Regions from separate parts of the Homo sapiens genome. Here region 2 is linked to region 1. A link is an interaction called in ENCODE POLR2A ChIA-PET data of the cell type or tissue named here. Cell type or tissue: B cell. All regions are shown on one strand. Links, peaks and the distances in the headings refer to the core of each region. The heading gives the core; the rest is flanking DNA.

Evidence for each region. ChIA-PET counts read pairs that join two places held together with the same protein. Peaks named below come from ENCODE experiments on the same cell type or tissue, not always from the same donor. Only the 100,000 strongest peaks of a DNase experiment are listed, where the experiment ranks them.
Region 2: POLR2A ChIA-PET joins it to region 1 with 8 read pairs; 3 of 35 experiments call an interaction of 5 or more read pairs at or near these places.

The regions. Positions count from the first base shown.
Region 1 is chr3:12,998,325-13,009,775 of GRCh38, reverse strand. The region is part of intron 1 of IQSEC1 (IQ motif and Sec7 domain ArfGEF 1); the gene reads left to right. LOC124906214 (a long non-coding RNA gene) reads right to left here and starts at 186. Exons shown (of 2, transcript XR_007095821.1): 1 at 1-186. RefSeq lists enhancers at 141-210, 471-540, 581-630 and a silencer at 8,253-8,547. In B cell, for the core only: no CTCF peak of the experiment used is centred there; a DNase peak (open chromatin) is centred at 7,075; H3K4me3 peaks cover 1,370 bases; H3K27ac peaks cover 2,500 bases.
Region 2 is chr3:12,920,936-12,932,386 of GRCh38, reverse strand. IQSEC1 (IQ motif and Sec7 domain ArfGEF 1) reads left to right here. Exons shown (of 14, transcript NM_001134382.3): 4 at 7,645-7,806; 5 at 10,145-10,267. All of the region lies in intron 4 of LOC105376956 (a long non-coding RNA gene), which reads right to left. Among named protein-coding and RNA genes, the nearest start is that of LINC02022, 41 kb to the right of the region's middle. RefSeq lists an enhancer at 4,313-4,812. In B cell, for the core only: no CTCF peak of the experiment used is centred there; no DNase peak of the experiment used is centred there.

The sequences.
Region 1 (11,451 bases), core at 5,564-8,063:
CTCTCAACGCACTGTCAGCTTCACTTTTGTTGTTGTTTCCTTATATAGATAAGATATCTGATAAAATATCTAATCAGCAAAGTACATACACACACACACACACACACATATATATATACAAACATACTAATTATTATGCCTACTGGTTTCTGCTTGGGGTGATCTTGGCAGGAGGAGGTGAGGGATGAGGGTCCTGAGCCTGGAAGTTGGAGTTATACTTGGGCTGCGGGCATCTGGGGCATTTCCGGGGGAGTTACCCCAGGAAGTGGTCAAAGGGAGTTGGCCGCCCACCTGGCTCAGGGCCAGGGCGGAGAGCGGGCAGGATGGGGAAACAGCCACTCTGCGCTTCCCTTTTCAGCCCTAAGGCTTCTCAGGCAAGGTCCCGCCTCCCTGATGACATTACACCATGTCAGAAATCAGCCTGCCCACACCCTCATGGCACAAAGGGGAAATCAAGGCAGCAGGCCATTTAGCTTCACCGCCACCACATGGAGAGGTGTGGCAGTCCGGGCACCGGTCCTGGATTGGCTGTCACCGCACTGTGTGACCTAGGGCGAGTCACCAGGCCTCTCTGGGCCTCAGTTTGACATCTGTAAAATAGACCTATGAAGACAGAGCAGGCACATGAACAAACCTTGGCAAATAACCTGACCCAGTGCCAGGCACTTCACAGGCTGTCAGGATTCCTTCCCTGTGTGGTGATCTCTCGGAATCACAGCCTTGGAACCCTGGAGAGGAAAAGGGCTGTCGATCTCAGAAAGCCAGGCCAAGACCCAGCTCTGCAGCATACAAGCCATGTGGCCTTGTGCAAGTCACTTCACTTCTCTGGGCCTCCATTGCCTTATCTGGAAAATGGCTTAATAAGCACCCCCTCATGCATGAATGAGAGGGTTAACTGAAAGCCTAGCCCGTGGGATGGGGTTTGCCAGCGTGTCTGGTTCCCACTGGGTTAGCTGGATATCCCCTCCTCTGTGAGCTCCCCTTTCTGCCCTGGAGCCGGATCAAGAGCGTTGTTCTATCAGTAACTCGACCAACTAATATTGACTGTGTGCCCAGCACCGCTCAAAGCAGTGAGGACACCAGCGTGAGACCCCCTCCCTCACAGAGCTGGCATTTGGGGGTTGGGGGAGGCAGAGAGGTGACAAGTAAACAAACACACAAACGAGCATTTCCAACATCACAGTCAGGAAAATGAAGCAGGAGGCTGCAGTGGGGAGCGACTTGGCGGTGGTCAGTGAGGGCCTCCCTGAGGAGGGGAACTGAGAGCAAGAAGGAGGTGGCTAGCAAAGATGGGGGCCAGCCAGGTGGCAGAGGGAAGAGGAGTATGAACAGCCCCCTGGGGATTCAGGCTCAAAGGACAGAGGGTTTGGAGACTAATGGCAGCACTCTCAGAGAGGACGTCTGGGTTGGACAGTGGACAGCCTGACGGTCACTGGTGGAGGATGCTTACCTCATTCTCTAAACATTTGCTGGAGGGAGGGTCAGCTGAGGCTCACCTCTGAGCTTCGACGCGGGAAGGAGAGGTGTCCAGCTTGGCCTCAGACCCCAGACGGAGGGTGACAAGGTGGTGATGGTAATGGACGGACATAGCCAGGAGAGGCAGCTAGGTTCAGTCCTGAACTTCAGAACTGCCAAGAAGTACCTAAGTAACCCCGTTTCATCTTCAGGTACAGACACTCAGAAGGCCAGGCACCTGGCCCCTCCCTGGGGTTCCTGGGGTGGGCTTATGGAAGGGTAGTTCCTCTGCTCTCTCACCTGGCTTCCTAGAGGAGTGCAGGCTTAGAAGGTCAGAGCTGCAAGGACTTTGAGAAATCACCAAGCTCTCCTCCCACAGGACAGGGGATTCTGTGACCTTGCTCCGGGGAAGGGTGGGCTCCATTGGTAAGCTGGACGTGCTGGGGGCTCTGGACTCTGGGGCGGGGTACGGGTGGGGCCCCAGAGACAGGGAGGGATGGCTGGGCTCAGCCCCAAACTTCCAACAGCCAAGAATTACATTTCATCTGCAAGCACAGAAACCGCAGAGATAGGCAGACCCAGAAGTGAGGAGTGGGTGGCCTGCGGAGGCTTTCAAGCAGCAGCAAAGAAAACGGGATGTTTTTCAAGTGCGAAATGGGTGATAAGCTCTAATGTGTGTAGGAGTATGGTCCCAACTATGATCTCATTCCATTCTCACAATAAATCCTGTCCAACAGGAATATCTGCCCTATCTTGCAGGGGGGGAAACTGAGGCAAGCCAAGTGACTCGCGCAAGTTCCTTGCCAGCCAGAAAGTGGCAGCATCAGAATTGAGACCTAGAACCTAGCTTTCCTTAGAGACACGGAGGGTGGACCGGTGCAGTGGGTGGGGCAGGTAGAGAGCCAGGCTGGCCTCTGCCCTCCTCCCAGGGGCAGCTGGGCCCACAGCTGGCGTCCCCACTACTCAGTTCTCTGGATGTTTAGAACGGCCGACAGGCCAGTTACAGAGCCAGCCCCACCTGCTCTGTCTGGATCCCGCATACCAGCTGGAGACAGAGTCCTTGCTGCAGCTCCCCTGACCCTCTTCCTAGGGGTTCTGTCCCCCGACCCTAAGTGCCTTGGGCTCTGTCTGCATGAAGACACGTGATTCCCTCCCCACAGTCTCATGCAGCCCCTGCCAGCTTCCTCTCCTGCACTCCACCCTTGTGAATTAGGGGCACCCCTACCACTGCAGGGATGGGGGCCAAAAAGACCTGGAGGAGGACAAAGCCTAGCAAAACCGACTTTGGACAAGTGTCTCCTGCTCCTGAATCTGTTTCCTCATCTATAAAATGGGGAGAGAGATACCCGCCGGTAGCAGAGCTTTGTGATTTTGACTGCAAACATGTCAGGAGAGGCCAGGCTGCAGGGGCTCCGCCAGTCAGAGCCCGGCCCAGAGCACAGACCCCAGGCATCTGCCAAAGACGGCCTGTCTCTGGGCTCCACGTGGGTTTCTGCTCTGTTTAAAAGGTAGAGTTCCCCAGCGGCCCATGGACACTTCTCATGCCCCTGCCCCTGGGCCCAGGCAGTGCTTCCGGGTGTGCTGCTGCCTCCTGGGGCCGTGGGTGGGCCCTGAACTGCAACACCAGCTGGCAGTCTCTAGAGTGGGGGCTGTGTGCGCGTGTGTTTCAGTTAGATTTTGCTGTGTAACAAACTACACAGAACATAGTGTCTTAAAACACGTGATTGTGTGTTTGGAAGATCTGGGCAGTTGTGCTGGTTGCCCTTGGCTATGCTCAGCTGGGCTGGAAGTTCCAAGAAGGCCCCACTCCCATGTCTGCCAGTGGATGCTGGCTGGCGGCCAGGCAGCTCAGGCCCCTCCATGTGCCCCCACCACAATGGTAGACCAGCCTCCTCACATGGGGGTCCCCTTAGTTCCCTCCACATGGCCCCCACAATGGCAGACAAGCCTCTCACACCGGGGTCCCTTCAGTTCCCTCCACGTGCCCCAATCACACCTTCCACATGGCATCTGAGGCTGCACTTCTAGAATGAACCAGAAGCCGTGAGGCCTCTTGAGGCACAGCCATCACCTCTGCCACCTTCTCCTGAAAGGAAAGTCGTATGCCCAAGGGGAGGGGAAGTAGCCCCCAGCTCAGGTGGGAGGAGGGGGCTACCCAGGAGAGGCCTGGGTACCAGGATGGGAGGAATTTGTGGTCATATTTGGCAATCACAAGATATGTATCATTAGGATTTTGCTGGGCTGTTATTTCACACAGGTTGGGGTGAGGGGAGTAAGCTCTAAAGTCATTATATACAAAGTCAAAAAGTTACTATCATAAAATTCCCCTTGAAGAGCCCTTAAGTTGCTCATATCAGACAGAGTACCTGGTTTTGTGTGCACTGCTCTGGGCAGTGGCACTCTGTGTGCTGTGATGTGTGCAGATGCCTGGACCGGACCAGGGAGGGAGCTGAGGCTTGTCCAGACACTGCAGCCTTTGCTCTGCAAGGGGGACCCTCAAATCCTTGCTGAGAAGGGAGGGGGAGCTAAGCTGGCTGGCTCACCTTCAGGGCCATTTCCATTCCCCGTCCCTACGAAGCCTCCAGAGCCAGGCTGCCCAGAGCAGTAGCCACCAGCTATAGGTGGCTATTTAAATGTTCACTGATTAAAATTCACAAAATGAAAAACTCAGTCTCCATCACCCCAGCCACATCCTGAGTGCTCAGTGGCCACACAGCTAGCAGGTGGAGAGCTGGGCTCAAAGCCCTCAGCCAGCCCAGCCTGCTGTGAATGTCAGCCCCCTTGTCCAGGCGCCTCCTGCCTGCCTGCCTCCGTGGTCACCCAGCTACGTGCTGACTGCCCAGGACTCCTGAGAGACTCAGCCTTGGCCCAGCTGCTGCCTTGGAGGACTGCTGGTCTGCTGGGGGCAGGCAGGCCAGTAACACTGGGGTGCCTGGCTCTGGGCCCCCAGATCCCCTCATCTTCCAGAGCCCTGCAGAGCAGGGAGCCCTGGGCTGCGGTCTCCACCCGAGGTCCAGCAGTACAGGCCTCATCCTCTGATCCTTCCCCCACACCGTGAAGTATGGGAACTCCATTTGCACTCCCGGGCTTTTCAAGTAAAGGGAAGAGACCTGTTTATCATCAGAAATTATGAGACACCCCCTGCCCCCATGCCATATTAACCCCACACACAAGGGTTAATATCCAAGATTGAAAAACTACAGGATGACAGGAAGCTGTTAAGAACCAATTTTTAGATAACTTTGGAGTCTGTGAATTTTATTTATCAAAGCAGCTTCTATTTTGGTTTGAAAGATGTTCACGTGTGAAACATAGTATTTGTTTGGTCTACCAGCAGTGTTGGCTGCACATACGGGATGAGAGATCCCCTAAAATAATTCAGGGGTTCCCAGCTTGGGAATCCGTGTAACCTCCAGGAGCTGGAGTCCCTGAGCAGCTCCCAGGAGTCAAGGGCTTACTGGTGGAGGTGGAGGCTACCTCGTGGATATTTGCGTGGCCAGCACTGTGGCTGGCCCGATGCTGGGTTTTTGGTGGGAGGTGAATTAGCCTCCCCCCTTGATAATGCTTCCCTCCATCCCTGCAGCCCCTCACCTGGACAGCCCCCAGCCACCCTCCCTCCCACCTACTCTTGCTGATTCCGTTCTGAGCTTTGCTGGTGGAAAGTGGCCCTGCATAGATGCCCTGTCCCTGCTCTGGGCCTTTCGAAGCCTGTGGGCCCCAGCGGTCAAAAGCTCTTTGCTGTGTGGAGACAGTTTGACTTCCTTATAATCCAAGGAGAGGGAGGAGGGAGGCGGGGAGAGTGCACAGAGGTGATTCAGACACAAATCCCTGCCCTCCAAGGCTCCAGATCTGGTGGGAGGCTGGGGCCTGGGTGTAGCTGAGGGGTTTCCACATCGGCTTCCCCCTCCTGCAGAGCGCTCCCCCGGCCCCCAGCTGCATCTCAACACCTGAGGGCAGGGATTTGATCATCTCTGCTTCACAGCTGATTACCCTTGCACATGATGGCACCCAGGAAATATTTGTTGGGTAAATGACTGAATGAATGCAAGCTATGGCATATACAGACACATGCTCTCACCCTACCCTCTGGCTGTGTCTTTGTCTTCTCTTTGGGGTGCAACAGACATGATGAGCAGGGGCACCCTCTCTAGGAACTCTGTTCACAACTAGCTCAGGGCTTTTTCTCCATTCAGGGTCTATAGATTTATTCAAGGTCCCAACAATAATTTTTTAAATGTGTGGATTCTTTAAGAGTTGTAAGTTATTTTGAAGTGATTTCAATCTTAAAGAAGAGTTACAACAATAATACAAAACAAAATTCTCCCGTGTACCATTCACCCAGACTCATCACTAATAACATTCCACCAAATTTTGCTTTCTCTTAAAAACCGATTTTTCCCTTAGAAGCATTTGAGATGTCACTGCAAACATGCCATATGTAACTTTCACCCCTAAATACTGCTCCAGTACATAATTACTAAGAACAAGGACATTCTCTTACATAACCATGGTCCATTAGTCAAATTCAGGAAGTTTAACATGGACATGATACTAGGATCTAAAATACAACTAACTTAAAAGTCACATTTCGCCTGTTGTCCCAGTAATGTCCTTTTTACCAAGCTTTCCTCCCAACCTAGGATCTTATGTTTCATTTAGTCATCACGTGTTTTCTTAAAGCTTTATTGAGGGATACTTTACTCTATGAAATTCACTCATTTTAAGTGTACAATTCGGTTATTATTACTATATTTACAGAATCCTGTAACCATCACAATTTTATTTTTAATCGTTTCCATGGCCCTGAAAATAAACCACATACCCATTTTCCCTCAGTCCCTTGTGCCATCCCAAGTCCTCAACAACCACTTTTTGTCTCTGTAGATATGTCTTTCTGAGCATTTCATATCCTTTTGGAATCATACAACACGTGTCCTTTTGTGTCTAGCTTTATTCACTTAGCGTGAAGTTTTTCAAGGTTCATCCATGTTATAGAATAGAATGTATCAGTACTTCATTCCTTTTTTTTTTTTTTTTTTTTTTTGGTAGAGACAGGGGTCTCACTTTGTTGCCCAGGCTGTTCTTGAACTCCTGGCCTCATGTGACACTCCCGCCTCAGCCTCCCAAAATGTTGGGCATGAGCCACTGCGCCTGGTCTTTCATTCCTTTTTACTGCTGAATAATAACATTCCATTGTATGGATACACTGTAGTTAGTTTATCCATTCCCCGGTTGATGGACATGTGGGTCATTTCCACTTTTTGGCTATTGTAAATACTACTACTATGGATATTTGCATACAAGATTTGATGTGGACATATGTTTTCATTTCTCTTTAGTAGATACCTAGAAGTGGAATTGCTGGGTCACATAGTAACTCTCTGTTTAACTTTTTAGAAATGGCCAAACTGTTTTCCAAAGTGGCTGCATCTTTTTGTTCCCACCAGTGGTGTGTGAGGGTTTCCATTTCTCCACATCCTGTCCCACATTTGTTATTGTCTGGCTTTTTGCTTCTAGCTGTCCTAGTGGGTGGGAAGTCATATCTCATTGTGGTTTTGATTTGCATTTCTTTGATGTGGAACATCTTTTCATGTGCTTATTGGCCATTCATATGTCTCCTTTGATGAAATGTGTATTCAAACCTTTTGCCCATTTAAAAATTGTATTGTCTCCTTGTTATTGAGTCATGAGTTATTTGCATACTCTACATACAGGTTCCAGTATCAGTTATATAATTTTCTCAGTTTCTCAGTTCCTTTTTTTTTTTTTTTTTGGAGATCAGGTCTCACTCACTCACCCAGGCTGGAATACAATGGCATGATCATGGCTCCCTACAGTCTCGAACTCCTGGGCTCAGGCAATCCTTCTGCCTCTGCCTCCCAAAGTGCTGAGATTACAGGCATGAGCCTATGCAGGGCCTTATCTTTTTACTTTCTTGATGGTGTCTTTTGAAGTGCAAAAGTTTTTAATTTTCATGAAGTCCAATTTATGAATTTGTAATTCTCTTGCTTATGCTTTTGGTGTTGTATCTAAGAAATCATTGTATAACCCAAGGTCACAAAGATTTCTTCTTATGTTTTTGTCTAAGATTTTTATAGTTTTAACTCTTTCATTTAGGTCTTTGATTAATTTGAGTTAATTTTTGTGTATGGTGGGAAGCATGGGCCCAAATGTATCCTTTTGTGTATAAATAGCCAGTTGTCTCAGCACTACTTGTTTTTTGTTGTTGTTGTTTGTTTGTTTGTTTCCAGATGGAGTCTTGTTCTGTCACCCAGGCTAGAGCACAGTGCCTAGATCTCAGCTCACTGCAACCTCTGCCACCCCCCACCCTGCCTCCGGGTTCAAGTGATTCTCCTGCCTCAGCCTCTGGAGTAGCTGAGATTACAGGTGCACACCACCACGCCTGGCTGATTTTTGTATTTTTAGTAGAGATGGGTTTTCACCTTGTTGGCCAGACTGGTCTGGAACTCCTGACCTCAGGTGATCCGCCCGCCTCAGCCTCCCAAAGTGCTGGGATTACAGGCGTGAGCCATCGCGCTCGGCCAGCACTACTTGTTAAAGAAATGATTGTTTCCAATGAATTGTCTTGGCACCTTGTAAAAAATCATTTGACAATATTTATTATTATTTTTGACCACTCCAGCTAAGGCCAAGACAATACATTTTTAAACATCATTTTCGTGAAGACGAAAACTCCTCCCCCATTTTAACAAAAGCATGCTGCAGGTCATCTGGACGACCCTCTACCAACTGAGCTCTGCTCCCTGATGTTCGTGGCTGCCTTTTCTTTATGAACATGTGGTCATCACAGGACCTTCCAGTGTAGCAGCGTTTACCACTGGATGCAGTGTTTCTAAAAGGTGGGGCCTGATGGAGCTTGGGAACTGTATTCTTAGAGGCCCATCAGTTCTTAAGTTTGAGAAACCCCTAATATAGAGCCATTTCTCAGACGGGAGAGCAGAGTTCCAGATAGGGAACATGAAATGTCCAACCTCATGCATCTATCAAGTGCCCACAAGCCAGCACAGGCAGTGTGGGGTAATGATAAGAACTCACTTAGGATCGGGCATGGTGGCTCATGCCTGTAATCCCAACACTTTGGGAGACTGAGGTGGGCGGATCACTTGAGGCCAGGAGTTCGAGACCAGCCTGGCCAACATGGTGAAACCCCATCTCTACTAAAAATAAAAAAATTTAAAAAAAAAGCTGGGCATTGTGGCAAGCACCTGTAATCCCAGCTACTTGGGAGGCCTGAGGCAGGAGAATTGCTTGAACCCAGGAGGTAGAGGTTGCAGGGAGCCAAAGTCGAGCCACTGTACTCCAGCCTGAGTGACAGCACACGCCTCTGTCTCAAAAAAAAAAAAAAAAAAAAGACTCACTTGGGTAAGTCACTCCCCATTCCTGAGCCTCTGTTTTCTCACCTGTAAAATGGAGGGCACACCACCCATCTCAAAGAATCTGCAGGAATAGAGATAGTTTGGATAAAGTATCTGGCACAGTGCTCTCTGACACAAAGTGGGTACCAGTTCATGGAAGTTGTGTTTATTGCAAGCCTGGGGCTGTGCCCACCAACTGGCCCTCCTTCAGCCCTCCCCTCCACAGTGCCTACTCTCCCCAGCAGGGCAGCCCTTGAGGGCTGGCTCCTGGCTTCAGCCTTCCCTCTGCTGCATATACCTCACCTGTCTGCTTACAGGGCATGGCTCTGTAGCAGGCCCTGTGCTCGTCCTAGTAAAGCAGTGATGAAGCAGACTCTATTCCTGCTTTCAGGGACCTTCTGGGCAGGTGGACAGAACCATTAGCTGATGACCACAGAACAGCATGGTAGCTGTTATTTTTATTAATAATAGCTAACATCTATAGAATTTCTGCTCTGTACCTGGCCCCACTGTCTCAAGATGTACAGGACACTGTGGGAGCCAAGAAGATGACGTCTAGAGGAGGTGACATTTTTAGAGCTGGATTTAAAGGATGGGTTTGGACTTCAGCTAATATACAAAGAGACATGAGCTTTCTATGAATTTTTGCCCATTTGATGGATGAAAATGAGATTATCATTTGATTTGTGTTTCTGTGTAAGGTCGTACATCTTTTTGAATGTTTACAGGCCATTTGTATTTCTTTTTCACTGAACTACCTGGTCAAATTGATTGGACATTTTTATTTTGAGTTGTTCATTTTTTTTGTTTTTGATTGATTTGGAATAACTCTTTATATATGGAGGAAACCAAGGGAATAGTATGTGCTAATACACAATGATATGAAATAGTACAGTGTGCTTGAAAAGCATTAGGTTTAGCCTAATTTTGAGAGACATAGTTGAAGATAGAGCTAAGCAGGGAGGCAAATGCTAGTTCCTAAGGAGCTTGGACTTTATTACACAGGACATAGGAGCTACAGAAGCGTTTAGAGCAGGGAAGGGATGTGATCGAATGTGTATTGTTGAAAATTACTTTGATAAGGGACAATAATGGACAGAGTGAAGAGCTAGAAGGGACAAATTGAGGCCAGAAAGTACAGGAGCTTGAATGTCCCCTGAAGAGTGTCTACCTGGTTTGGTGGGCAGTAGGGAGTCACAGAAGGTTCTGGGTAATGACCGATGGTGAACTGCAGAGACAATGGGAACTGAGAGTTGCCTGCTATACTTCCTGCTTTGTGGACAGCTATAAAGTGCAGGGGGCGGGACGGAGGCCAAGGCTAATCTCTGGGTGGGGTGAGCGGTTTTGTTTCCCAACATGACGCTTTGTTCCCCTAGATGTCCCCGCCCCACGTGGGCGCCCAGTGCTGTGTCATCTGTCCCCACACCACAGGACTGACCTCCAACCCAGACAGACGAGACCATTGCCAGGGGTAACCTAGAGAGGAAATATGAACTAAGAGTTTCCAGGCAGGGCACTGGGAATGGGAGAATGAAGAAGGAACAGCACACTGCCGAGCTGGGAGGGATTTTAGAAGTCATGCAAGGCAGTTTACCCTCAGCCCTGCTCCCATGAGCCCAAGGACAGGGAGTCCCTACCTCCCCAGCAGCCATTCCATATCTAAGTGGCTCTTCCAGGGAGAAGGTTCTGGAGCTGGTATGGCATCAGAGTTGTAAGGAGTCTTAGTACTCGTCTTATGCTTCTTGATAGAGGGGACCTTGAGGCTCAGAAGGGACACCTGCCTTCCTGAAGTCACACGGGGAGTCATCCTGAGTGCCACAGCAGGCTCTTAGAAATCAGGCTTCTCAGCTCCCCACTCAGAAATTAGTTTTAAACATAATATTTTACAAACAGTAATACATGCATGTAGTAATACATGCAAAAAATACTTAAATGAAACATTTCAGTGAAAAGCCAGTCTCCTTTCCACTCCATCCCCCAGGGCACGAAGACGTCTAGGGGGGCAAAGCTTCATGTTGGGAAACAAAACCACTCAACCTACCCAGAGATCAGCCTTGGCCTTGATCCTGCCCCCCGACCCCCCACTTTATAGCTGCCCACAAAGCAGGAAGTGTAGCAGGCAGCTCTCCATCCCCACTGTCTCCACAGTTCACCCTCGGTCATCACCCAGAACCTTCCCCAGGGCATGGCAACATGGCAAAACCATGTACCAGTTTCTTGAGCATCTTTGTCAGAGACAACATATGCAGGTACCAGCAGATATTCTATACCCCCTCTTTTTTTTTAATTCCAGATTTTTATTTTTATTTAAAAAAAATTTTTTTAAGAGGGACCCTTGCTACATTAACCCAGGCTGCTCTTGAACTCTTGGCCTCAAGTGATCCTCCCACTTCATCGTCCTGAGCAGCTGGGATTACAGGTAAGAGTTGCCACACCTGGCTTACTCCCTCTTTCTTACATAAAAAGTAACATACCCTACATCCTTTATTGCACCTACCAAAATATCTTGGGGATTGTTCCTTATCATATCAGTCCATGTAGAGATGCCACTTTTTTGTTGTTGTTTTTGTCTTGTTTTGTTGTTTGTTTTTTTTGAGACAGGGTCTCACTCTGTCACCCA
Region 2 (11,451 bases), core at 3,902-6,401, 76 kb after region 1:
GAACACATCCTCTTAAAATCCATGATGTAGGAACTGCTACCACAGGTATCCCTGGGCTCCCTACCTCCTCACTGGGTGACAGATCTGTAAACTGAGTCCAGGAGGCAGAGCCACACCATCTGTGGGACGCCATGCAGCCCTGCAGCACATGGAGCTGGGGCAGGTGCCCAGCAGGGACCTCACTGAGTCTGTCACCTCCGCATTGGAACCCCACCCCAGCGTCTCCTGCTCCTGTACCTGGTACACACCGTCAGGGGTACATGCCTGGCTATGTCCACTTTCTGTCTGTCACATTCCTCCCTGGAATGAGCCCAGGTGACCATGTCACAGGTGAGCCACACCAGACCTCTCCCACCTCTGCAAGAGCATCCTTGGCCCCAGAGCTGCTTCATGATGACACGGGCACCCTCAAAAAGGAGTGAGAAGCTTGTCTCTGAGAAACATGTACGCAGGGCTTGGGTGGCCACCTGGTGTGACAGTGTGGTTGGACTACTTGGCTAAGAGCTTTCCACAGGGGCCTCTGAGGCCCTTCCAGCACAGGGCCCTGTACCTGGAGGCAGCCCCCTTCTGTGGACCTGGCCTCCCCTACACTCGGCGCCCAGCCCCTGGGGCCCAGCAGCCTCGGGTCCCATCCACCTGCTGGAGCTACTGCAGAAGGGAGGCAGGGGATGCTGTCACTGGGATCCTGCAGGGAGCGTGGCTGTTTCACCCTTCCAGCGCCCCCAGGGGGCCATTCCCCTCCACCTGTGGGAACAGGGCTCAGAGAGTACCCCTGATCTGCATGCTCCAGCTCTGTGCTCCTTGTGTTTAACGTGTCTGCTGTCATTGATAAAAATAGCAGTGAGCAGAGCCGGCCTGTGCAGAGCCTGGACCAAGCGCCAGGCCCCATGCCGAACACCTTCCGCCTATTGTCTCACTGATTCGCCACAGCCATCCTGGGAAGCGTAGGTGCAGGCAGCGAGGCTGAGAGCCCAGGCCCAAGCTCAAGGCCACACACCAGAAGTGCTGGGCCCAGAGGATGTGCAGTGCTGCTCCCGTAGCCTGTGGTGCTGATGATGGAAAGGATGGGCTCTCTTAGGAGCACTTTGAGCTGGGTCTTTGGAGGTTGGGACCCCTCTCCCCTAGACACAGGCCACTGTGGCCTGTGGCCCTTGATGCTACCCGCAGCCCAGGATCCCGAGCCCTGGCCTGGGTCTGAGGTGGCTGGTGCTGAGTCTTGGAGAAGAAGACAGTGCCAAGGGAAGCCCTGCAGGGGGTGCTTGCCACACTTCAGAGGGTGATTCTCCTGCCTTCTCTCTGGGATCAATACCAGGGAAGCCACTTGGGTTCACGCTACCAGAAAGTGCGTGTAAAAGTCAGAGCTGGTGGAGCAGGCAGCCTCCGGAGGTGGCGAGCTTGCTGGCCCTGGCAGTGTGGGAAAGGCTGGAAGTGGCACCTCTCTGCAGGACCCTAGGTTGCTGCATTGGAAGGGCATTTTCAGGTGTGCAGGGACTCTCCGAATGCTGAAGTTGGTGAGTCTATCCTCACCCCCACAAGCAGTTAACAGTTACCAGGGCTCAGACCTCTGACCACGGAGATCCTCGGGCACTCCAAACCCTGTGTTGGTCTCTGCGTTAATCATGGCCTTCTCTGTTGCATGTGACAGGAACTCTATCAAACTGGGTTAAGCAAAGAGGCTTTACTGGTTCACGGACCTGAAAAGTCCCGGGTATTTCTTGGCTCCATCTGGCTTAGGGTTGGCCCTGCCCCTTGCCAGATCCTCCCTGACCCAGGGCAGGAGGGCCATCAGAGAACCCCAGGCCTGTAGTCTGACCTCAAGGCAACCCCAGTAGGAGGAAGAGAGATTCTCCTCCCCTCATCGGCTCCTTCTGGCTCTTGTGCCTCTCCCTGAACCACTTGGGCAAGCAGGATGCAGGGCTCTGACTGGCCTGGAGCAGAGAGTAGAATCTGCCCACTAGGTCTTAGGGCCTGAGCTGGAGGGTAGGCTGGGAAACCTGGGGGCTGAAGCTAGGTGCTTGGGCATCCATCCACTTCCACATCTCTTAGGCATCCTGAACAGTTAAAAAGGACTGGAGCCAAGCACAATGGCACATGCCTGTGGTCCCAGCTGCTTGGGAGGCTGAGGCGGGAGGATCACTTGAAACTAGGAGTTTGAGGCCAGTCTAGACAACATAGTGAGACCTGGGTCTTAAAAGAGAGAGAGAGAACCCTTTCCTGGATCCTGCACACCCCTGCTGGGAAAATACCAGGGTAAGCACTCAGTGCTTTGCTCCAGCAGGTAGGTGTTCCCCACGTGCAATCCACAGCCTTGCAGCAGCTCTTCCTCAGAGCCTCACACAGCTCACTCTTCCCACCAGCAGCTCAGCTTGCCGCTGAAAGACGATGAGAGATGCGTGTGCAGGAAGTGACTGGTGCAGTCTGTGCTTACCTGTCACACTTGAATCTGAATCGTCATCTGATGTGAGGAAAAGCTGGCTCAGCCAGCTTTAGAGGAGGCAGCTAAGGCCAGACCTGGGAGCACACAGCAGGGATGGAGCCAGGAGGCTCCGACTACACTGCCTGCTGGGGCATTTTAGGGGGCAGCAGGGCCGGGGGTACAGAGGTGGGTCAGGTATAGATGATGAGAATGTTGCAGGCAGCACCTGTTAATGCTGGGTCCTTACAGGGTGGAATCAAGAAGAGCTAAAGAAAGAGTAACGGGTATACACAAAGGGACTGTGGGAATGGGGTGACTGCAGAGTTGGACGGAGTGGATTTTCAGCAGCAGGAAGGGCATCCGGAGGGTAGAGGGAATTTTTAGGGACTTCTGGGGCAGAAGCGTGGATTATAAGTCCTGGTACCCATCATCTTGCTGGGCAACCTGGAGCCAGTTTTTTGACCCTTCTGTGCCCCCATTTTGTTACCTGTCAAGGCTTTTGCATTGGCTGTTCCCTCCACCAGGGACCTTCTTCCTGGCTCTCTGCCCAGGCTCAATGCCATCTCGTCAGGGTGGGCTTTCCTGCCCGTCCTTCTGCCCCTTCCAGCTGAAGTCGATGCCGTCCCAGCTTTCTGTGGCATCACCCCGGGTGAGTTCTTCTAGCCCAGGCCTCTCCTTCCAGCTGTGAAGCCTGAAATGGTTTCTGAGGCCTGAGGCATGGTACGTTATGAGTACGAACTCATGGATTCTTCACAGTAACCATTGTGTGAACTGCTGTCATCCCCATTATACAGACACACAGAAAGGCTAAGTTCACTCACCCTGGGTCGCCCAGCCAGAAGTGGAGCTGAGACGGAAGTGTGGGCTTCTGACTCTCCCAGCCATGCCCCTGATGCTTGTACTGTAGCATATTTCTGTATTCTTGGACTTTATCTCCGTCTGTATCCCTCTCTAACTAGAAAGCATGTTTTTTGACGATGGGGACCATAACTGTGCTAGCATAGCACCTAGCCAGGGTAGGTGCCCAATAAATGTTTGTGGAATGAATGAAGGAGGTGGGTGTCCATAGGGGACCGCACAGCTTCCCCCTTGAAGTGACACAGACCCCTCAGCTCACAGTTCAGTGGCTGAAGCATGTCCTGCAGCCCTCTCCCCAGGGCAGGCGGGAAAGTAAAGTCCTGCCAGGAGAGGAGGTGGTGGGGGTCCAAGGCCACACCAAAGGCCCACCTTCGACCTGTGTGATGCTTGGCAGACCTTGTGGAACTCTGTGAGGCAGGGCACAGGTGGATGGAGAATTCACCACCCAGCAGGGCCACCAAGGACTGATTGGGGAAGGAAGGGCTTCATTACACGGGCTAGGAGTAGGGGAGGGTAGCAAGGTCCCAATGGCAGGGGATTCCCACCAGTAAATGCCCAGTGCCCTGGCCGTCTGCTGTCAGGGAGGCTGTTGAGGGCCTGTCACTCCTGCAGGGAGCTTTGCGGAGACTCCCAGCCCCACCCTGGAGCCGGCCCTGGCTGTCCAGCTGCAGCTTCTCCCTAGTTCCCCTCAGGTCAGCAGCGAGCTCTTCATCACCGGCCTAGGCCCCCTCACTGAGCATCCTCACTTCTGCGGTATGGCCCTTGAGGCCTGCCGGGTGGAATCCATCGCCCGCACTAGGTTCAGGCTAAAAGCTGACGCCATCCTGGACTCACTGCTCCTTGTCCTTCTTGCTCCTACCTCCACCGCCCCCACCTCGGCCACCCCCACCCAGATCCATCAGCAAATATTGACACCTCTGCCCTCAGACTGTGTCCTCAACCCGGCCCCCTCCCACCTCTGCTGCAGCATGGCCAGGTGCCCACAGGAGCCCCTCACTCAGCTGCCAGCTGGGCCCTGGCCCACGATCTCCCCAGCATGGCATCGCTCTTGTGGACTTAGGACCCCATCACCACCCTCTTGACCTCACACTGGGGCTTCTCAGCCCACTCGGGAGAAAGCCAGACCCCTCTCCATGGCCTGCTGTACAGTGCAGTCTGCCCACCGCCCCACTACCCCCTTCGCCTTCCCCCAGGGTCCCTGTGCTCAACCCTGGAATAGCCTCTCAGGTCTCCCCACCCACCTCAGCACCTTTGTCCTCACTGTCACCTCTTCCCAGAAAATTGCCTGATACCTCAGTCTCTGTCCCTTGCCCCCTGCACAGACTAGGCCTCTCAGCTGCACCCGCAGGGGCCCACGGCCTACTCCCAGCCAGTGTTCACCAAGAGGTGCCTGGCCCAGCAGACACATGGTGCTCACCTAATCCTGAAGAGCCCACGTGCCCGCTTCCCACAGCACCTTCCCCTCTTCCCTCTGTGCTCTGAGCACCTCCAGGGCCGAGGAGCCTTGTCCTGGAAGTCCCTGGATGTGGCACATCCACATCAGAGGGTGGATGGGGGCAAAAAAAGAGCAGCGGCAGAAGGCGGGACCCGGCTGGGCCTGGACCTGGTCACTGCAGCGGTGGCCTGGAGGGACCAGACAGCCTGGGTGGAGTTAGAGCATGCACCTATGTGGGGAAGGGACCAGACAGCCTGGGTGGAGTTAGAGCATGCACCTGTGTGGGGAAGGGACCAGGCAGCAGGGGTCGGGGAGCCTAGCCCGGCTCCCCCACTCACTGCCGTGGAGGCCAGGGAGCATAGGCCCAGGGACGCCAGAAGGTCTGATTTTTCAGAAGCCAGAAATCCAGATTTTTTGTGCACTCTTCCAGTTTTTAAATACTGGCAACGAACTAGAATTCTTTTTGTTAACAGTGTGTGGGCCAAAGAAAACCCAACTGTAGGTGAGCCATGGCGACCCCTCACCTGGAAGCTGAGGGAGGGAGAGAAGGGTGTGGGCTGGTGCTGGCATGGAGCAGGATGGTGAGGACCCAGAATCTGCTCTGGCCTTGGCTGTAGAGGCCTGGGGCATTGGAGCAGTTCTTGTTTGGAGACCCCCGAATCATAGCGAGGCATGTGATCTTGTGAATAGTGAAACCCTGGTCCTTCCATCCTGGGTCCCTGGGACAGGTAGGGACCGGGGCCACTCCATTACCACTTCTGTGCCAGGACCAAGCTGGCTGGTGTCTGCTCCCTGCCACACTCCTGGGGACAAGCTTACGGGTGTGGCCATCCTGGGATAAAAATAGCAGGGTCACCTTGCAGCCAGGAGGCTTCCTTTCACTTGCACATGGAAATGCGGTGTCTGCAGGGCACTGCTGTCAGCCAGGAACTGTGCAGGTTATGGGGCAGGTGGACACCGGTTTCATCTCCATCCCCCCCACCCCGGGGACAGAAGAATGCTGACTTCTACCTGCTGGGGCAAGGGGTCAGGCCCGGCCCCCTAATTAGTGGATGACCTGGCCGATTACACCCTAGCACAGGTTCTAGGTGTGCCATGAGGCAAGGGGGCCCAAGCCACACTGGGCTCCTCATGGACTCTTGAGGAAGCACGTGTCCCTGGAGGGTGTCCCCAACCACTTGACAGCCCTCGGTGACTCTGAGGACTCCGTCCAAGGGGACATGGAGCCAGTCTGGCCTGATGGCTCCATACAGCTCCCTGAGTGGCCTGGCAAACTCCAGAGAGGACACCCATCCTTCAGGGTCACATGTGGCCATCTTCAAAGCCCTCTCACACCAGCCTGTCTCCTTTTTTGTTTTTTTTTTTTTTGACATGGAGTCTTGCTCTGTCGCCCAGGCTGGAGTGTAGTGGTACAATCTCGGCTCACCGTAACCTGCGCCTCCCGAGTTCAAATGATTCTCCTGCCTCAGCCTCCTGAGTAGCTGGGATTATAGGTGTGAGATACCACGCCCAGCCAATTTTGGATTTTTAGTAGAGATGGGGTTTCACCATGTTGTCCAGGCTGGTCTGGAACTCCTGACCTCACGTGATCCACCTGCCTCAGCTTCCTGAAGTACTGGAATTACAGGTGTGGGCCACCACTCCTGGCCCAATCTCTCCCTTTGACCACCAGGACCACCCTGCCAGGTCAGCCAAGCAAGAGACCTACCACAAGATGGGCAGGACGTCTGAGGCCCCAAGGGAGAAGGGGCCTGCCAGGGCTCACACGGCCGGAGTGCCACAGCGGGGCAGGGCCTGCTCCCAGGGCTGGTGTGAGCAGCAAGGTCAGTGCCATGTCCCTGCAGCCTGCCTGGCCCTACAGACACCTGGCCAGGTGCAGACCTGGTGTGCTCTGGCCTGGCGCTAGGCCCCATCAGCCCACGACACACATGCCGTGCCCTATGCACATCCCTGCCCAGGCCTGGTTCTGCACACACCTTGGGCACCAAGAAGCTGGAGCCAGTGGAATGACCCATGCTCTGGGGGTCTGGTCTCCAGTGGACACACTCAGCCCTGCATGGCCAGCCCTGCCACTGGTGCTGTGACCTCCAGCTAGAAATGCTGCCTTCCTGCACCTTCATCACCCTCCCATGAATTAGGACTCGGCATAGAAACCTCTTACGGTGCTTACTGAGTGCGTCGTTGCAGGCATCTGACTACTTCCTCAGTGTTTACAGCAGGGGAAGCCAGGACCCCTGGAAGGTTATATGGCTGTTGGGCTCCCGAGTCTGGGCTCCTGAGCACCGCAGGTAACCAGAGTGCTGACCTCCTGGAGTGGGAATTGAGTGAATTAGTGTGCACAGGGCGCCTCAACAGCGGCGGCACAGAGCGATTTCTCCCCGCCGGTGCTGTGGTTGCTGTTATTACCCGTTGGCAGGCGGGGAGGGTTCCAGTCTGCTCAGAAGTGCAGCCTGGCATGGCGGCTTTCACACTGAGGGGAGCAGGGAGTTGGGCCGGACAGGGAACCCAGTTCTGAATGTGTGTGCGGGAGTTTGGGGCCAGTGCCCGGCAGCCGAGAAGGGGCTGCAGGCAGGGCAGGGGAGTGACGGTCCAGCTCCAGCTCCCACAGAAGCACCCCTGCAGCCAGCCCAGCCCATTCTTTGTACAAGGTCTGGGTGAGTCTAGGTGAAGGTGTTTGTACCAGGTCCCCCATATTTGGGTTTTGGGACAGGGCAGGATGCCTGGAGCCCAGGGTCTTCCAGTGCCAGCCTGGGTTCTTGAGTTCCCACCCAGGCTGGAGATGGAACTAGAGACCCCTGAATGCCTACAGGGATGAAGGCCGGTGCAGGTGGGCAGGGAGGGAGAATGTCGACCGTCCACTGAGCGGAGATCCCCTCCAGGTGCCTGGCTGGTGGCCGGGCAGCTGGGACTGAGTGTGCCTCTCGTCCTACCCCAGGAAGCCTGAGAAGGGAGTCCAGTACCTCATCGAGCGTGGCTTTGTGCCCGACACGCCCGTCGGGGTGGCCCACTTCCTGCTGCAGCGCAAGGGCCTCAGCCGGCAGATGATCGGCGAGTTCCTGGGCAACCGGCAGAAGCAGTTCAACCGTGACGTGCTCGAGTAAGTTCTGCATGGGGGTGGTGGGGGACCTGATTCCACACACGCCCTCACGCACCCTGTGTTACCCGTGGGCACACACAGGGCCAGGCCCACCCTACTTGCTGGGACATGTGGTGGGCCCCCCTTTCTCTCTTCCTAAGTCCTAGACACACACATGCAGATGCCCCACATCTGCCCAGCACGCAGGTGGGCACCTGCCCTCCAATGCACCATCCCACATGCGAACCCCACTGCCTGTCCGCCCACCCTCTGGCATGCACCCTTGGCCCCTCCCTTCCCTCCATCCCTAAGCACGGTTGATCCAACCCAGCACCAAGCATCACAGCCCTCAGTGACCCATGTTCCTGCAGCTTCTCATGGCAGGGCTGGCAGGAGCAGGCAGCTGGACGTCAGGGCCTCTTCCCCTGGCCTGGCTGTTGTCCTCCTGCATGGACTGCATGCCCTGTTTGCTCCTGACTCACCCCTGGGGAGAGTGGTGGGGAGTCAGATCAAGTGACCTGCCTCCCCGTGGGCGGCCCGTGCCACGCTCTGCCCCTGCCTCATTCTCCCGGCTGGGATATTGGGGCTGTGCGTCCTGCCCCCACCTCCTGATTCCACAGCTCTTCTCAGTTCAGAGAGCTGGTGAGCATAGCACTCCCGGCTACTTGAAAGCCTGCAGAAAAATGGGTTCCCAACTCCCTGAGCCAGAAGGGTGGGCCAGGAAGAGCACTCAGAGCAGGGTGAAGTGCTGGCCATCCAGGGGCAGTCCCTTCTAGCCGCCCAGCCCTGCCCATGTGCAGCCGAGGGGACCAACGAGGGCTGGGGAGAAGGTGCCCGGGAGCAGCAGCCCCTGGAGCACGAGGCCTCACGTTCCCTGGGGCTGGCCAGTACGCCTGCCATCTCTGCTGCTTCTCCCTAGGAGGCAGAGGGTGCCGTCGCCCTTTTTGTCTCATGGGTGGGGAAACCAAGGCTCAGAGTGGGAGGGGCTGGCCTGGGCACACATCCCCACACACGCAGACTCACATACACGGCACTCATGTAGTCCCCGTCCCACACCCAGGAGGCTAAGTGTGGCCAGCACATGGCAGGCACCAGCAGAATATCTGTGCCCTTGGTCTGCCAAGCATGCACAGGCTGGGCATCTTTCTCCCTGCTCAGCACCTGGAGAAGCCTGCTGTATCGTTAGGGTGGCTACTGCCCCCTCCCCTCTTTGAAGCAGGCGTGAGGAAAGGTCCAGGGGAAAGCCCATGAGCTCCTTGGTAAATGCCCAGCTCCCACCCCCATCCCCTGCAGCCATTCCTATGCTGCCCCGACTCCCCACTCCAAGCCGGTCCCTGGTCCTTAGGAAATCCGCACATTGTTTTCCTCAGGTCAGAAAATAGCAGTGGCCTCAGGAAGTGGCTGGCTCCCCCGGGCCACCACACCAGGCATCTGCAGGGCCGCTGCTCCTGCTGCTCAGCAAATCCTCTGCCTGCTCCCTGCTTGCCCTCTCCCCACTGCTCCGAAGTCACCTCCAAGGCTGTTGCCCCAGGAGGCCTTGAGCGCTCAGAGGAGGGTGGGAGCAGCTGCATCGCCCCCATGTGGAGATGGCCCTGGGAGAGGGGTCAGGCCCTGTGTGGCCAGGCCTCTCTCTGCCCCATGGGAGTGACCGCAGCATCATTAGGGAGCTTGGCCAGAAGCTGGAGCCTGCCTCAGGGCTCCTGGTGCAGACTCCATCTTCTCTGTTCAGGGGTCACCATAGGAGGGACTGGAAGGGTGTGCCGGGGCAGGGCCATGGGAAGAATGTGGAGACCATTCATCAGCCGCCCCTCCAGGCCCTGCCCCACAGATGAGGGTGCATGGCCCTTTCAAGTCCCTGGAAAAGCATCTGCAAAACCCAGCCCACCACCCCGATACTCTCCCCACAAGAGAACAGGCTTATTCTGAAAGTCAACACCCTGGGCGCCCCTTTCCTCACTGTGAAAATGGCAGCAAACTCCCCAACCCCGTGCAGAAGGAGAGGAGACTCACAGTGGCGTCCACTGTGTGCCTGGTGAGGGCTGTGCTTAAAAATGCTTGTCTCTTGGGAAGGGCTTTGATCCAGATAACCATATGCTCTGCCCCACTGGGAAAACTGCCAGCATAAATATAGGCACACGCGCTTCCCTACAGTTCCAGGGGCTTTGTGGGCTCCCCAGAAGACTGGAGGTCTTTTTGCTGCATTCTGAGGGCTCTTGGCTGATTGGTCGGAGTCAGGCAGGGGCTCTCCCTGCCAGGAGGCGGTCCATTCCCAGGGCTTCAGGCACCACCACCTGGGGGTGGGCTGGGCGTGTCGCACCTGCAAGGGGTGCTTATGCGGGGCTGTCTGTCTCTATTCCAGCTGCGTCGTGGACGAGATGGACTTCTCTACCATGGAGCTGGATGAGGCCCTCAGGAAATTCCAGGCGCACATCCGTGTCCAAGGGGAGGCTCAGAAAGTGGAGCGGCTCATAGAGGCGTTCAGGTGGGGCCCGGGCTGGCTGGGGCTGCTGCATCAGGGAAGAATGGTGTCCCCCAGCTTCAGGGCCCGAGGATGGACCAAAGACTGCATCCCCACCATCCCTAGACAGGGCCAGGTGTCCCTGAATGTTGCTTTGGGGGTGATCGTACTGGCTCCTCCTACGTTCCAGGCACTGTGACGGGCTCCTTTCAGCCATTGTGAGGTGGTGGGGGTGGAGAAGACTGTACCGATTATTTTAATTGTGAAGATGAGGAAACTGAAGTTGAAAGAGGTTATGATTGCGACTGCTAGGATTCTGGCTGTTCACATCAGGATTCTGAATGCTCTTCCTCTAATTCCCCCCAAGCTCTGCATTCATCCACAAGTCCATCTATCTAGTCATTCATTTGCTCATTCACAGTGACTCGGAGCACAAGCCAGACAGCCAGATGCCTGGTTCAGTCACCGACTCTACCACTTACCGGCTCTGTGGCCCTGTGCTGGTTACTTAACTTCTCTGTGCCTCATTTCTTCACCTGTGAAATTGAATAACAGTAGCACATACCCTAGAAAGAGGTGCAAGGATGAAATGACACAGGACATGTGGGCACACTTAGCCCAGTTCCTGACACAACAGTGAGCTCGCGGTCACTACGCAGTCATCCATTCTGGGATCACGTGCAGACTGGCAGTGTAGAAGCCTGCATGTTTGGTGCTGGGTGTGGGCGGCACAGGTCAGCTGCTGACCCAGCCCTCTGGGCTCCACACTGGTGATGGGGCCAGGAGGATCGAGGACACAGAGGGAGGACAACCCCAGGGCCCTGGCGGGAGGCAAGGTGCACCCACCTCCTTCCAGGACGGCTTCCTGGAGGGGAGGGCACTAAGCTGGGCTCCTGAGCCTCAGTCCCGGTACTTTGCCTGGCTCCTCTACTCTGTCCCTGCCTCTTGTCACCTGCCCCTCCACGAGGTCACCAGTGGAGGGGCCCCTGGGGTGGCAGCGGGAGTGGCAAGCGGGCTGACTCCAAGGCAGGGGGGTGTTCTTGCAGCAGTCGGTCCACAGCTGTTGAACCTGAGGCCCCTCAGTAGCCATGGCTGAGACAAGGCAGAGTGCTTCTCCCTCTGAGCTGGTGTGGAGGTGCCCCTGGCTGCTTTCACCTCAAGGTCCCGGAGGGCAGGCCTGACACCCACTGTGATGTCCCCATTGCAGG